Linked DNA regions of Mus musculus: region 2 is linked to region 1. A link is a contact called in ENCODE POLR2A ChIA-PET data. All regions are on one chromosome and are shown on one strand. The core of a region is the stretch at or near the end of the contact, and the rest is flanking DNA. Distances in the headings are between cores, read along the strand shown. Region 1 holds the start of Eno1 (enolase 1, alpha non-neuron). Region 2 holds the start of Rere (arginine glutamic acid dipeptide (RE) repeats).

Region 1 (6,971 bases), core at 563-3,062:
CAAGAGCAGAATATTCAGCTGACACAGATTTGATAACCAGTAAGAAAGTGTGAGGCAGGAGGCCAGAACCCCAAACTCCTTGGCCTGTGGTCAATGATCCTGCCATTCTTGGCCTGGTGGCCATGCTGGCTAGCACGTGGGAGGTCCTGGGTTCAATCTCCGCCATATTTAGGCAAGAGCTAGGACTTCTGGTTAGTACATTTCAAAAGGGCACCTTGTCTCGCTTTTAAAAGGTATTCAAAGTAGATGTTTAATTAGAAAAACATCCTGAGAGGAAGAGGATATTTGGCAACAAACTGCAAGTCCCTTTCTTACTTCTTCCCCAGCAGGCTTTCCAAGAAAGAAACCAAATAGATTCTGTAGCTAAACTGGATGAGACATGAAGACAATACAGCATTCAGAGGCTATTATTATCTAACTAGGTTCCTCACATCTTTTGTGGCAAGCACTGAAGCAAAGGCAGCTTTTTTTTCCACAGAAGTTACTTCTGTGGTTTTGTCTTCTCTAAGACAAAGGATCTTTGTACACTCACCAAGAATAAAGTATCTACTTTTTACCTACCATGTTACAAAACCTTACTATTCCTCAACCATACTCTTTTGTCTTCTCTCTTACTCGCCCGATTCTATGAATGCCAGACTGACCAGAACTCAGTGATCCTCCAGCCTCAGCATCCCTAGCGCTACACTTTCATGTGTGCATCTCCATGGCTGGTTCCTTTATGGGGGCGGAGGAGCACCCACGTGCCACACTTTGCTCTGCAAAGACCTTACAACTTGTAGGAGTTGATCCCTCCCTCCACCCTTTTTATCTAGCTTGGATCTTTAGGCTAGGCAGCAAACGTATTTAACCAAAGGAAGAAAATCTCACCCACTCTGTCTTTATCTGGATTGAACGCCAGACCAAGGGCAGAAAAGTGGACCTATCGGTCAGGCTAATCAGCAGACTAGCTGTGGTCTATCCCGAAAGCGAGTCAGCCAAGGAACCACACTGCCTAGGCCAGAACGAACAGGAAGTTTTCTTAAATGCATCTTAAGTCAGTTCACGGCCGGCTAGTAGCCACCCAGGAAACCTGTAGCTCTTGCCTAATTGCGTCGAGGTCTCCTGAGGGCTTCCCAATTATCCAACGGGACTGCTGCAATTTCCTCTACTCTTAGTACCTAACCGACACTCACAGGTCAGGAATATTCCACAGCAGAGATGGGCTGGACCACTCCCGCCCAGTGACGCTCGATTGCGGTCCAGGAGCTACAGCCCCAGCAGGATCTACTAGGGTGTGGCGCTCTGCCTCTTGGGCATCCTTATTTCTGGCCCTTCCATTCTGAGAAAGGATTTAATGAGCATCGGGGGTTTAAGTTGCTCTCCCTCCCTCTGAAACCTTCCACTTAACTACACAGAAAGTACTTTTCTATTCTCCACGGCCGCGATCATCCGTGGTCTGCATTTGCTGTTGTCTGCTTGGGAACCCGGTTACATTGCAACCCTGAAACTCGGTGATCACTGGTGGGGCTCACACCTCCACCCTCCAAGAGCCTGCGTCCTTCCACGAGGCTGACCCGAGTGCTCCCCGGATAGCGGCTCCCGCCCAGGCTAGTGGGTGCACGTGCCCACCGGGTCCCCAAGCGAAGCTAGTAGGAGAGCTGACCCCGGTGGAGACAAGGACCATACCTGGCAGTAGGATCGCTGCAAAGCAAGGAAAGAGGGTGCCGTGGACACCGAGGAGAGCCTTAAGGACAGACGCGAGCGCGACCCTGTACCGGAGCAGCACTAAGCGCCTCCCACTCTGTCTTCCTTTCCTGCTCGTTAAGCCCCGCCCAGTTCTCCCCTTTCGGGCCCGCCCTCCCTCCGCGCCGCCTCCCCATTGGCTCAGCGTGCCATCACTCCAATAGAAGAGCGTGACCGAGGCGGCCGCTCGGCCTGCCCAGACTAGGGGCGAGGGCACGGGGGCGGGGGTTGTCCTGCCTTTCTGGGCCTAGCCTGCTTGGGGCATAGCTGGAATGCCTGGCGAGCCTCCGGCTGGGAACCTGGGGCCCGGCCGAGGGTCTACGGAGCCCGGATGCGGGGCGGGGCGGGGCTGGGCTGCGCGGCGGGCATGAGGGCTTGAGCCCGCCGCACGTACTCCGAGTCTCACACGCACTCGGCGTGGCTGCGGCGCCACACGTCCGGCCCACGACCTTGCTGATGACCTTCGCGGCTCGGCCCTCCAGCCGGCCAACCCCCCACCGGGAGGTTCTGGAGCCCCCGGCGGTGTGGAAACGTTGATGCGCGGCCAGAGGGCCTCACTCCCGCGTGGAATTGGGTGGGGGTGGGGGGGATGAGGGGGAAATGCATGGATACTGCGCCTGCGCACTGAGCGCCCTCGCCGCTGGTCCTGGCTCTCTGGTGCCATCTGCCAAGGTGACCCCGTCCTTTTGTCCTTGCTGTAGTGAGTCTCAGGCCGAGGTAGCCAAGGGAAAGTGACCTTTCCCTTAATATTACCTAATCATTTGTTACTGTGTGGAGGGTACCGAATCCTACTGTCCAGCTCACGCTAATAAGGCAGTACCTTTGTGCTACACCCACCCAGCCACTCCACCCTACTTTAGAACTTTCCTTACTTCTCTGGTGTACTAGCTCAGTGTGGATTTATTCTTCATCCATGTTAATGTTCCTTTGTTTAAAGATCTAATACTTCTTTCCCCTGCTTGTGGCCTCGATGTTCTTGACCTACCAGTTCTTGAGACTCATACTCAAGTCGTCCCGACGCATTTCTCAAAAGTCTAGACTAGTAATATTCCACAATGATGTGACAAACGTCCGGAAGCGCAGGGTGGAGCCATTTCACCCTTCTGATGAAGAAAATAAAGCTGGTGTTTAACCACAGCTGTGGGTAGGCAGAGGCAGGCGGATTTCTGAGTTCAAGGCCTGCCTGGTCTACATAGTGAATTCTAATTCAGATGGGGCATAGTGATGAGACCTTGTCAAAAAAAAAAAAAAAAGAAAGAGAAAGAAAGAAAGAAAGAAAGAAAGAAAGAAAGAAAAGAAAAGAAAAGAGAAAAAGAAAGAAATGAAGAAAAGAGAAAAAATAAAAGTGATGATAGCTAGCCAGTCAGTGCTAATGTGAGCCTTTAATCTACAGAGCTAGTTCCTGAACAGATAAGTTACAAGGAGAAACCCTGTCCAAAAAAAACCAAACAAACAAACCCAAAACCAAACAATATTTTAAAATAAGACAGACAAACAAAACCCTATCTTGGAACCCACGAGATGGCTCAGGGGCAAAGGCACCTGCAGTCAGTCACACCTGATCAAGCTGTCCTCTGACCTCCATCCCCAACCACAATGTGTAATACTAATCAAAAGAAAAAAAGTAGCCATCAAATCGAGACAAACTTGAGCTGCCTAGGGACCCGATCTCATCTCAAACACTACAGAAATCGGCTTTCAACTCCTGCCGTGCACACACTTCACTATAGAACTGAAGGGAACACATCACTTTCTGTTGTATTTTCTCCCACGTTTCTCTTGGGTTGTGAGTCTGGGAGTTAACGTCCTATGTTTCTATCTTTTCTCTGTTGTCTTTCATAAAGAGACTGCATTGTGTTCTTAACTGGTTATTATATCTTCTAGTCAGCTAGAGGAAGCTGCTTAACCCTTAGCATTTTGCTCCAGGCAGCTCCTAACCAAGGTTTCCAAGGCACTGGGGAAAACGAAGGGTTATTGTGTCCAAGGTGTTAGTACAGGAAACAGTTTCCATTGCTAAAGAAGATCTTTGGGATCAAATTAAACAAAGAAACATCAAGGAGATTGTAAAATGAGACTTCCCCAGCAATACACGAACCTGTGTTGGCTGCATAAACCAATTATCTCTAGTCCCATGACTCAGCAACTAAACCAAAAGCCCTCTCCCAAGTTTTATAAGAACCTCGAGAAATCATACACTCTGAACTCTTCTTTTCTGTGTGCATCTAAGACCGTGGCACTGAGAGGGCTCTGGACAACCTCCTCATTTTACACTAAAACAGCCGGGGAGATAAAGATAGAATTAAACAGCTGTCTGCTAGACCCAGTGAATCAGGCAAGAATCTACAGTGGAACATTCTCTCAGGCAGCTGCTGTTGCCAGCTTTCTGGAGGTATCCACACAGTGTCCCGAGCCAGCATTTCAACCTCAAACTGTGGCTCTAACAGGAATCTTTTTCCACAAGCCTTGCCCTGCCACACGCACTCTGTCTCCATGGTTCTGTTTCAGGCCCTGCTCACAGTCATCTGCAGTCAGCACAGGGCCATTTACCTCATTACAGGCATTCAGTTGTCATTTCTCACTGGCAGTAGCTAGTTGGGCAGTTGTATGGCAGTGGCAGATCAAAGGCACGGGGAGAGGAAATAAATTACCAAGACTATAGAATGTCAGACTTGAAAGCACTGCAGGGTGTCTGCAGCTGGACACTAGACTGAAAGACCAGTATAAGTCCTGTGACCCACCTGGCTGAAACCTCTAGTCAACTGAGAATGTGACATACCTCTTTGGGGAAGTGGACCTAGGGCTGGCCATGTAGCTTAGCTGGTAGAGTACCTCTGCAGCACACACAAAAGCCATGGAATAACTCGGGGATGGTGGCACAAACCTGTAATCACAGCAATTGGGAAGCAGAATTGGAAGGATCAGGAGTTCAAAGCCACCCTTGGCTATAGAGCAATTTGCTGGGCCCTGCAGAATACTCGTGTTCAAGTTTGTTCTGTGAAGCATCCTTAACTTTTTGTACACAACTGCCTTGGGCAAGATTCAAGTTCTGATTCAATTTGCAAAAATAAAATCGGGGCTTGGGGGGGGGGGGGCTGGAGAGATGTCTCAGTGGTTAAGAGCACTGACTGCTCTTCTGAAGGTCCTGAGTTCAAATCCTAGCAACCACATGGTGGCTCACAACCATTTGTAATGAGATCAGATGCCCTCTTCTAGTGTGTCTAAAAGCAGCTGCAGTATACTTACATAAAATAAATAAGTAAATTTTTAAAAATAAATAAATAAAAATAAAATAAAATCGGGCTGGTGAGACAGTCCAGTGGGTAAGGGTGCCTGCTTCAAAGTCTGACAACTAAGTTTGAGCCCCAAGTTTCATGTGGTGGAAAGAGAACTGATTTCCGTGTCAACATTGGGTTCCCACATGCATGTACCTGTGAGCATGTACCCACCCACACACATACACACAAATAAATGGTTAGACATGGAAAGATAAAATCCAGCTCTCCTTTTGCTAGAAATCAACCCCCCCCATTACTATCACCCCTCCAGAGTTTTCCATTAGGAAGAACACACACATTTTATCTCTGATTTGCAGTCAACATTCTGCCTCTAGGATAGTTTTGAGAGCAGCCATCAAGGCAACAGCGGCCCTGGTGTCTGTGTGTAGGGGTGGGGGTGGGAGGGTGGTAAATTCAAGGCTCTATGTAACCCAGGGTGGCCTGGAACTCACTCTGTAGACCAGGCTGGCCTCGAACTCAGAAATCCACCTGCGTCTGCCTCCCAAGTGCTGGGATTAAAGGAGTGCACCACCATTGCCCGGCTTCAGCTCTCTTGTCTTACCTTTCTGGGTTTGATTACAGGCAAAAGACAACATGTCTAGCTTCATGCGCTTCTTCAAAGCTGACTTAAGCTATAGGAAGAAGGGATGGGGCAAGAAATGCATTTGGGAAGAGAGACCTAAAAACACTGAATGCTGTTTAAAATGTCTAGTTAGGCATTCACCAGGGACCTTGAGTAAAAGGAACAGGAGAAGGGGTTAATGCTAGAAAGCCCGAGGATGAGAAACTGGGTTTCGGGAGCTGAGCATGAAGGTCCTTATGCCCATAGGTTTCCAGAGAAACCAAGAATGTCAATCAGAGGATTGTCTTTCCACTAGGAAAGATGAAAAACCCATTCTTCCATCTAGAAAGCTGAGGCTTGGAAGAGTGGGATCTGTACTGTCTGTCGGGCCGGGCCATATGGAGCTCCCACAACCAGGACCAGAGATGGCTAGTAATCTAAATGACCCTTATAGCCAGAGGCTTCCCCAAAATCACCCACCCAGGACCAGAGGTGGCTAATAGCACAAATGACCTCTATGCTACCTGTATGACCAAAGCCAGGACAGAACCTTAAGCCCTTAAGCTAGTACAGATAGCGTATCTCAAGAACCCATCTTCAGGGCTGTCGAGATGGCTCAGTGGTTAAGAGCGCCAACTGCTCTTCCGAAGGTCCCGAGTTCAAATCCCAGCAACCACACGGTGGCTCACGACCATCCGTAACGAAATCTGATGCCCTGTTCTGGAGTATCTGAGGATAGCTACAGTGTACTCACATATAATAAATAAATAAATCTTTGAAAAAAAAAAAAAAAGACAGTGGAAGAGCATTTGCCTAGCAAGTGCAAGGCCCTGGGTTCGGTCCTCAGCTCCGGGGGTGGGGGTGGAGGAAATGGCACATACCCTGGATAGACCCCTGGTTGAGTATCAATGTAATTATGCATAAGCACCTGAGATTGTATTACACCGGGCCCCCCCCCTTTTTTTTTTCAAATTGTACTGGGCTTAAATACATCGTTAGACTCCCGGAAGTCTGGTCCAAGTTGATGAAGTCAATCTGCACCTGGTTTCCATTCTTACAACTTCACGAGGTTCCCTTTCCTCTATGACACTTGCAGGGACACCCCCCACATGCCTCCAGCTAGGGAAGACAAACGGTGTCCCCTAGAATGCTGATCCCCTTCACAGGAGCGGGGGAGGTGGGAGGGGCAGCTGAAGAGGGGGTCTGTCTCAGCAGACTACAGAGGAAAGCAAGTCTATGGGGCGCTGGGAGAGCTCTGCCCCATGCTCCCAGGGCTTTGGCTTCACCGGATGCCTTTTCTTGGAAATGTGTGTGATACAGTGATACTCCCAAACCTGCAGACCAAGGCTTTAGTCATACCAGCTCCAGGTGGCTCCTCTCAGCAGGCTGGGACAACAGCCCAGAAGGTG
Region 2 (6,954 bases), core at 866-3,365, 45 kb before region 1:
AACACTATTGAGGGGAAAAACTATATTGATAAGTCAAGGATCAAGGACCATCAATCAAATCAATTTCTCTCTCCCTCTCTCTCTCTTACACACACACACACACACACACACACTCACACACACTCACACAAAATACTGCAACATATTAACCTCAAATAGTCTTTATCATTTTAACTGAGACAACCTATTTCTACTTATAAAGGCCCCAGTCACACTCAGCAAAATAAAAATCAAGTGAACAAATCTGCCCCTAACAGAGCCAGGGGTCTCAAGGAATGGAAAGCAGAGAGTGCAAGACCACCATGACAGAGTTGATCTTTACACAGATGGAAAAGAGCAAGCAGCAGAAAGCAGGGCTGCAAAGGCAGGGAGGGAAACAGGAGTCTTCTGAAAGCGTTCCACAGTGTCCTTTAGTGTCCCATGTACTCATCTGCCTTGCAAGGTTGCAAAAAAAAAAAAAAAGGCAGATGTGAAATGGGTGAAAGAAAACTGAACAAGAAAAGCACCTTCCCATCCCCCATCTCCTCTCATCCCTCCCCAAAAGAGCCGTGTTTGTCTGTGCAAACCTAGCCCCAAATATGGGAGAGAGAGAATGGATATCTGTATGGAAGAACAATGAGCCCTCTGCCTGGTTGTGTGTGTGTGTGTGTGTGTGTGTGTGTGGTGTGTCTGTGTCTCTGTGTGTGTCTGCTTCTGCCTCTGCCTCTTCCCTTCGACCTCAACAACAGAGAAAACTGGAAGGCAGGCTTTCACCCAGACTAGGCCATCAAAATCAAAAACGGTTTGCAATTTAGAGTGGAATTAACTCAGCAAGCAAATCCATGGAAGGAAATATCTCGCCAAAGATGATTTTATTATTGTATAGATAATCCTCTCCCTCCCCTCCCCCATCAGACTGAGACTAAAGAAACCAGTGTACACCAGACAAAAAGGTCTCTCTTTAAATGGAAAGCAATTATAAAAGCTATTTGAAATCTAACCTAGGATGTATTATTCATTTGAGCTGCACTAAATGTCTGTTTTGTAATCCACCAAGCTCACACTCACTAGTTAATCTGTTTTGTTTTGTTTAGTCTTAAGAATTGCTTTGCAGAAGGCTATTTCAAGATTCATACAAAACTACTTTTTCAGAGCCACCTTAAAATAGCAGCACATACTGAAACATTTAAAGCACCCAGTTTCTCAAGGGCACATTCTGCTGAAATCAATGTTTGAAGTCTGTAATCAAAAAAAAAAAAAAAAGTAAGCAAACCTTGGAAAAGAGACAGAGGATAATGACTATTCAACAATGAATCATTTTATTTTCATTTCAACAACTTCTCAAGCGAACAGTTTCAAAGGAAACCTGCAATACTCCCTCAACACAACACACACCCCATTCGATGTAAAACTACCTTCTTCCCATAACCCTAAAAAAATATAAAGAAAGAAAGAAGGCACCCTCCTTCAGACAGCAGAACTTAAAATCATGACAGAATTCTACGCCGCTCCAAGTGGTATTTGGTTCCCTAATTTTGGAATCACAGAGCCTGAGAAGAGAGACACAAAGGAGGAGTCTTCCTCCTAATGTGAAATGAGACTTTAATGAGTCCGTTCCCAGACCCCCACATTCACAAATATCCAAGAAATGCACAGCTTCGGGTCCTTCCCTCTCACAGTTGAGCTGCTCAGCTAGTGGCGTGTAACAGTTTAACCTCAGACTAGTTCCAGAGCGTGCCTAAGAAGCCAAGAGAGAGCAGGGGTCAAGAAGCACGTAGTACAGTCACCTGGCTCGCACAGGACCAAAGGCAGCGTCCGGCCCATGGTTCCCCGAGGGCTCGCCTCCACTCTCACCCTTCGCATTCCGCCTCGGCTTTCCCGGCCGAGCCCCACCGCCCACCCAGAGCACTCCGACCCCAGAAAGAGGGGCCGAGGAGGGGCGCCCGCGGCGCGGCGCTGACAACTTGGACACTTACCTTCCCCTCGGGCGCTACACCATCAATGAGAGGGGTGGCGGCCGGGCTCCGGGGAAAGTGCAGGGACCGGGAGGGAGGCCGCGGGGGCCGGCGGCGGACCGAGGGCGGTGGGCGCGGGGCCGAAGGGGCCGGCCCGCGGGGATGCGACACCGGGGGGCTGCGGGGCTTCCCTGCCGGGACTTCGACCTCCTCGGGTGGGCCAAGCCTTCAGCAGTGGGAGCCCAGGACCATGTCTGGTTTTGTGGATTTTTTTTTCCCAGAGGGCGAGTGGCTCCCACCGGAGGATGGTAGGGTTTTTTTTTTTTTTTCCTACCCCTCAACTAGGAGAGAAAATGAGGCGGAAACAAGGTGGGGAGCGCGTGAGGGGACGAGGCGCGGGGAAGGAGGCGGGGACCGAGGCCCGGCGGGGCGAGAGGCTGCGGAGCGCGGGGGGCGGCTCGCGAGCGTCTGTGGGAGCAGCGGCACCTCCGCGATGGTGGCGGAGCCGCGGGGCTGCTGCGCCGACCCGCCGCCCACTCCGCGCTCGGGCCCGGCCCACCTCGCAGTATCGACCATCACCATTGGTCTGTCTCTTCGTGACGTCAGTAGAGGACGGGCCAATAGGAGGCGGAAGGCGGGCCTGGGGGCGGGATGTTTGCTCCAGCTCGCTCTTCCATTTTCTTTTTTTTTTTTTTTTTTCTTTTTTTCCTCCTTTTTTTTCTTCTCTCTCTCTTTTTTTTTTTTTTTCTTCCTTTTTAATAAAATGAGCAGAAGGCAAGGCAAGGGGAGAGGCCAGGCTTTGGTGGCGGCGCGGCCGAGCCCTTAGTGCACGCTCCGGGCGGCGGCCGGAACCTGGGAGATGGGCTCCCCGCCCCAGGCGCGGCTTTGTGCTTGGTCCGCCCTGCTCGGCCACAGGCAGAGCTCCCAGCGGCCAGCCCTGTACTGACCCTCGGGATGGTCTACCTCAAGCGGGTCGGTCTTAGGGGTGGGCTTGGCGACTGTCCCCTTGCTCTTATTATTACCAGAGCCATAATTGCTTATTTCATTTAAGAGACAGATTCCTATTCCTTGAGGTTCAAGGGGAGCTACAGAGTGGATTCGAAGTTATTTGTTCTGATGGGTAGTTCATAATGTTTTAAAAATAATGTTTGACCGAAACTGAAGTGAAAAAAAAAAAAGAAAAGAAAATGTGAATTGGTGAATTGTGCTGCTTATTGATGAGAATAATAAAAGGCCTCATTAAGTAATAAAGAACAGGGCTCAACTGCTCTTTGCAGAAGACCCCACTTCGGTTACCAGCACCCACATCAGGCTGCTAAAGCTGCCTGTAACTACAGCTCTGAGAAATCCAACACTCCTCTAGCCTCCATGTGCACAAACCTACACACACACACACACACATATGACTTTAAAAAAAAATAGTAATAAAGAACAGACCATTACGACGGAGAGTCTTTTAAAGAGAGCAGTAGCTGTGCCCTGTTGGGGGAGGGGAGGCGTAGACTAGTTTCACCAAGGCCTGGTGGCTCTTACCTGTTATCTTAACACTAGAGAGCCAGAGGCAAGAAGATCTTAATTAAAGGTTAAGGCCCACCTGGTCTACAGTGTGAGTTGCAGGCCAGTCAGAGCTACATTTGGAAACTCTGTCTTAAAAATGCCAACAAAAAAGGAAAGGAAAATCCAAGTATCACCTTTAAAAAATATTACTATATTCCCACTATGCTCAAAGACATTATCACCATGTGTACCACATACTATAAGCCTGAGCCAGGGCAAGCCAATGCTCCCATTCTACTTAATATAATTTATAGGATCGTGGGGTTTGGAATTTTAATTATAATTACCAGTTTTTGAAATGCATATCATGTTTATTGAGTTCTTTCACAGACTCTGGCATGAGTCCAGGGCGAATCATCAGCCTATTGTTAGTTTGTTAATATTCTGTAAATGCTTATTGGTGTCCTTAAACCATACACTCTTCTCAGAGGAGTTAAGGTCTGTATATAATAGAATAATTAAAGGATAGAGCTTGGCTTAAAATAATTCACCCATCTATTTCAAATAGAGGGATAATTTTCTCTTTGGAGTGTCTATTCAGATTATAATTCCCACATCCAAAAGTTCCTTTTAAAAATAATTTCAACTAGCAGATGTCATTGAACTGTACGGCCCAAGAGATCTGAAAGGAAATGGGGTCTTTTTTTAATTTAACATTTTTTTTCTTCATAAGGGGTATATGCATGCTACAGTGATCCCAGGAAGGCTTTTGGGGGTCTTGGGTCTCTCTAGTCCACTCTCCACGGACTCCAGGTTTGCAGTTCAGGCAGTTAAGCTTGGCAGTAAGAGCCTTTTTACCTGCTGAGTCTCCAAGGCCCACAACTAAGCCTTACCACTTACTACCTTTCAACAAGAAAAAACTCTTCCCTTTCAAATAAAATGAGAACTTGGGAATAAAGAGCTGGCTCGATGTCTAATAATGTTTGCTGCTTGCTCTCCCAGAGGTCTGAAGTGCAATTCCCAGCATCCATGCAGGGCAGCTCACAAGTGCAGCAACGTCAGCCGCTGGGTCTCTGACACACTCTTCTGGCCTCTGCATTACCTGCACACATATGTGCATACACAAATTAAGAAACACAAACATGGGGCTGGTGAGATGGCTCAGTGGGTAAGAGCACCCGACTGTTCTTCCGAAGGTCAGGAGTTCAAATCCCAGCAACCACATGGTGGCTCACAACCATCCGTAACGAGATCTGACTCCCTCTTCTGGAGTGTCTGAGGACAGCTACAGTGTACTTACAATAAATAAATAAATAAATCTTTAAAAAAAAAAAAAAAAAAAAAAAAAAAAAGAAACACAAACATATATATAAATAAAATATGAATTAAATTAATGATGGCTAAAAAAGAAATGAGGAAGATAGCTAATGATTTTTTAATATTATTTATTTTTTACTTATATGAGTACACCAGAGCTGTCTTTACACACACATCAGAAGAGTGCACAAGATCCCATTACAGATGGTTGTGAGCCACCATGCGGTTGCTGGGAATTGAACTCAGGACTTCTGGAAGAGCAGTCAGTGCTCTTAACTACCGCGCCATCTCTCCAGCCCAATTTTATTATACCTGACTAAATTTTCCAGGAATTTTTCAGTAACTAAGCTGCACTCAGGCAGGTGGATCTCTGTAAATCAAGCCCCTCCCTGGTCTACATAATAAGTTCCAGAATAGCCAGGGCCACCTAAAGAGAGACTCTGTCTCAATAAAAATCCAATAAGTAAATAAGTATTTACTCCTTTTATATGCATGCATGTGTTTATGTGTACATGCATGACATACTACAAATGTGGAAATCAGAGGACAAACTCAGCTATTGCCTGGGTTGTAGGGATGTGGTGGTTTGAATGAGAATGGCCCTCAGAGACACATATATTTGAATACTTGGTCCCCAGTTTGAAAGTTTGGGAAGGATAGGAGGTGTGGTCTTCTTGGAGGAGGTGTGTCACTGAGGGTGAGCTTTGAGGTTTCAAAAGTCTCTCTCAGTTCCCAGTGTGCTCGATCTCTGCTTCCTACCTGTGGATCAAGGTGTACCCTCTCAGCTGTTCCTATCCGATTGCCTTTGCTCCACCATGATGGACTCTAAACCTCTGAAGCCACAGCCTAATAAACTCTTTCTTCTATAAGATGTGCTATCACAACAATAAAAAATTACCTAAGGCCGCCATCTGAACTCAGTCTGGCACAGCAAGTGAATTTTACTCCCTGAGCCACCCCACAGAAGACAGACCTTGAAGTTATGATCCTCCCGCCTCCACCTCCTAAGAGCAGGGAATTGGGCCTTTTTTATTAATACAGATGTGCATGTAGGTAGATGTATCCAAATTCCACATAATTATAAAGCACAATATGCTACAGGGACATAAAATTAGCAAACTAGGTCTATTTAACAGGTCCATGCATGAACTGTGGTCCAGCTACAGAGCCAAATGGCACAGACTCCCTGCCTAGAACCTCAGACTCTGATAATGAAATAACCTTTCTAATAAGAACAACTATGAACCCATGATTGAAAGCTCACTGTGCCCCAAGTGCCGTGTGCAGCCTGTTACGTTCTTTTGCCCACTCAGTACTGACAACAGCCATGAAGTGTGTTATTATCACTTTAACTTTAAAGGTCAAAGAACTAGGACTTAAGGAAGTTAAATAATTTGCAGAAGGTTAAAGAGGTCAAACATCTAGTAGGGATTTTTTTTTTATGTGAAATTAGAACATTTTTCCTCATTTTTTTTGTTAGCAAGCTTTAGAAAATGGGAAGGATTGTTGTTATTGAATCTAAAAACATCAAAGACTTTTGTTAGTTCTATAACCTTAATACATGCCAGCTCTGTTGTTATTATCGTTGTTGTTATTGGAATCACTTAGCCCAAGCTGGCTTTGAGCTCCCCGTGTAGCTAAAAAGGACCATCGCACATCCCTAGGTAGTGATTTTTAAAGATGGTTTTTTTTTTTTTTTGGTTTTATTTGTGTATGTACGGATGTTTTGTCTGCACATATGTCTGTGGACCACTTGCATGCCTGGTGCCTGCAGAGGCTGGAAAACATTGTCAAATTGCCTGAGACTGGAGTTACAGAGAGTAGTGAGCCACTGAGTGGGTGCCAGAAATCAAACCTGGACCCTCTGGGAGAGCAGCTGATGCTCTTAACTACTGAGCCATCTCTCTAAGAGTCATTTCTTTTTTTCTTCTCTTCTCTTTTCTTTTCTTTCTTTCTTTTTTTTTTTTTTTTTTTTTTTTTTTTTGGGTTATTGAGTCAGCATTTCTCTGTGTAGCCCTGGCTATCCTGGAACTCACTTTGTAGACCAGGCTGGCCTCGAACTCAGAAATCGACCTGCCTCTGCCTCCTGAGTGCTGGGATTAAAGGCATGCTCCACCACGCCGGGCAAGAGTCATCTCTTTAAATTTACTTTTGTACATATAGAAATCAAATCAGAGGTGTGATCCTACACACATACAGACACACA

What was found. ChIA-PET counts read pairs that join two places held with the same protein, here RNA polymerase II (POLR2A).
Region 2: POLR2A ChIA-PET joins it to region 1 with 12 read pairs in embryonic stem cell. The contact joins the promoter of Rere here to the promoter of Eno1 in region 1. POLR2A ChIA-PET finds 5 or more read pairs at or near these places in 3 of 5 experiments (Patski and embryonic stem cell).

The regions. Positions count from the first base shown.
Region 1 is chr4:150,232,038-150,239,008 of GRCm38, reverse strand. Eno1 (enolase 1, alpha non-neuron) reads right to left here and starts at 1,812. Exons shown (of 12, transcript NM_023119.2): 1 at 1,669-1,812.
Region 2 is chr4:150,277,077-150,284,030 of GRCm38, reverse strand. It overlaps Rere (arginine glutamic acid dipeptide (RE) repeats), which reads right to left and starts at 2,115. Exons shown (of 23, transcript NM_001085492.1): 1 at 1,956-2,115.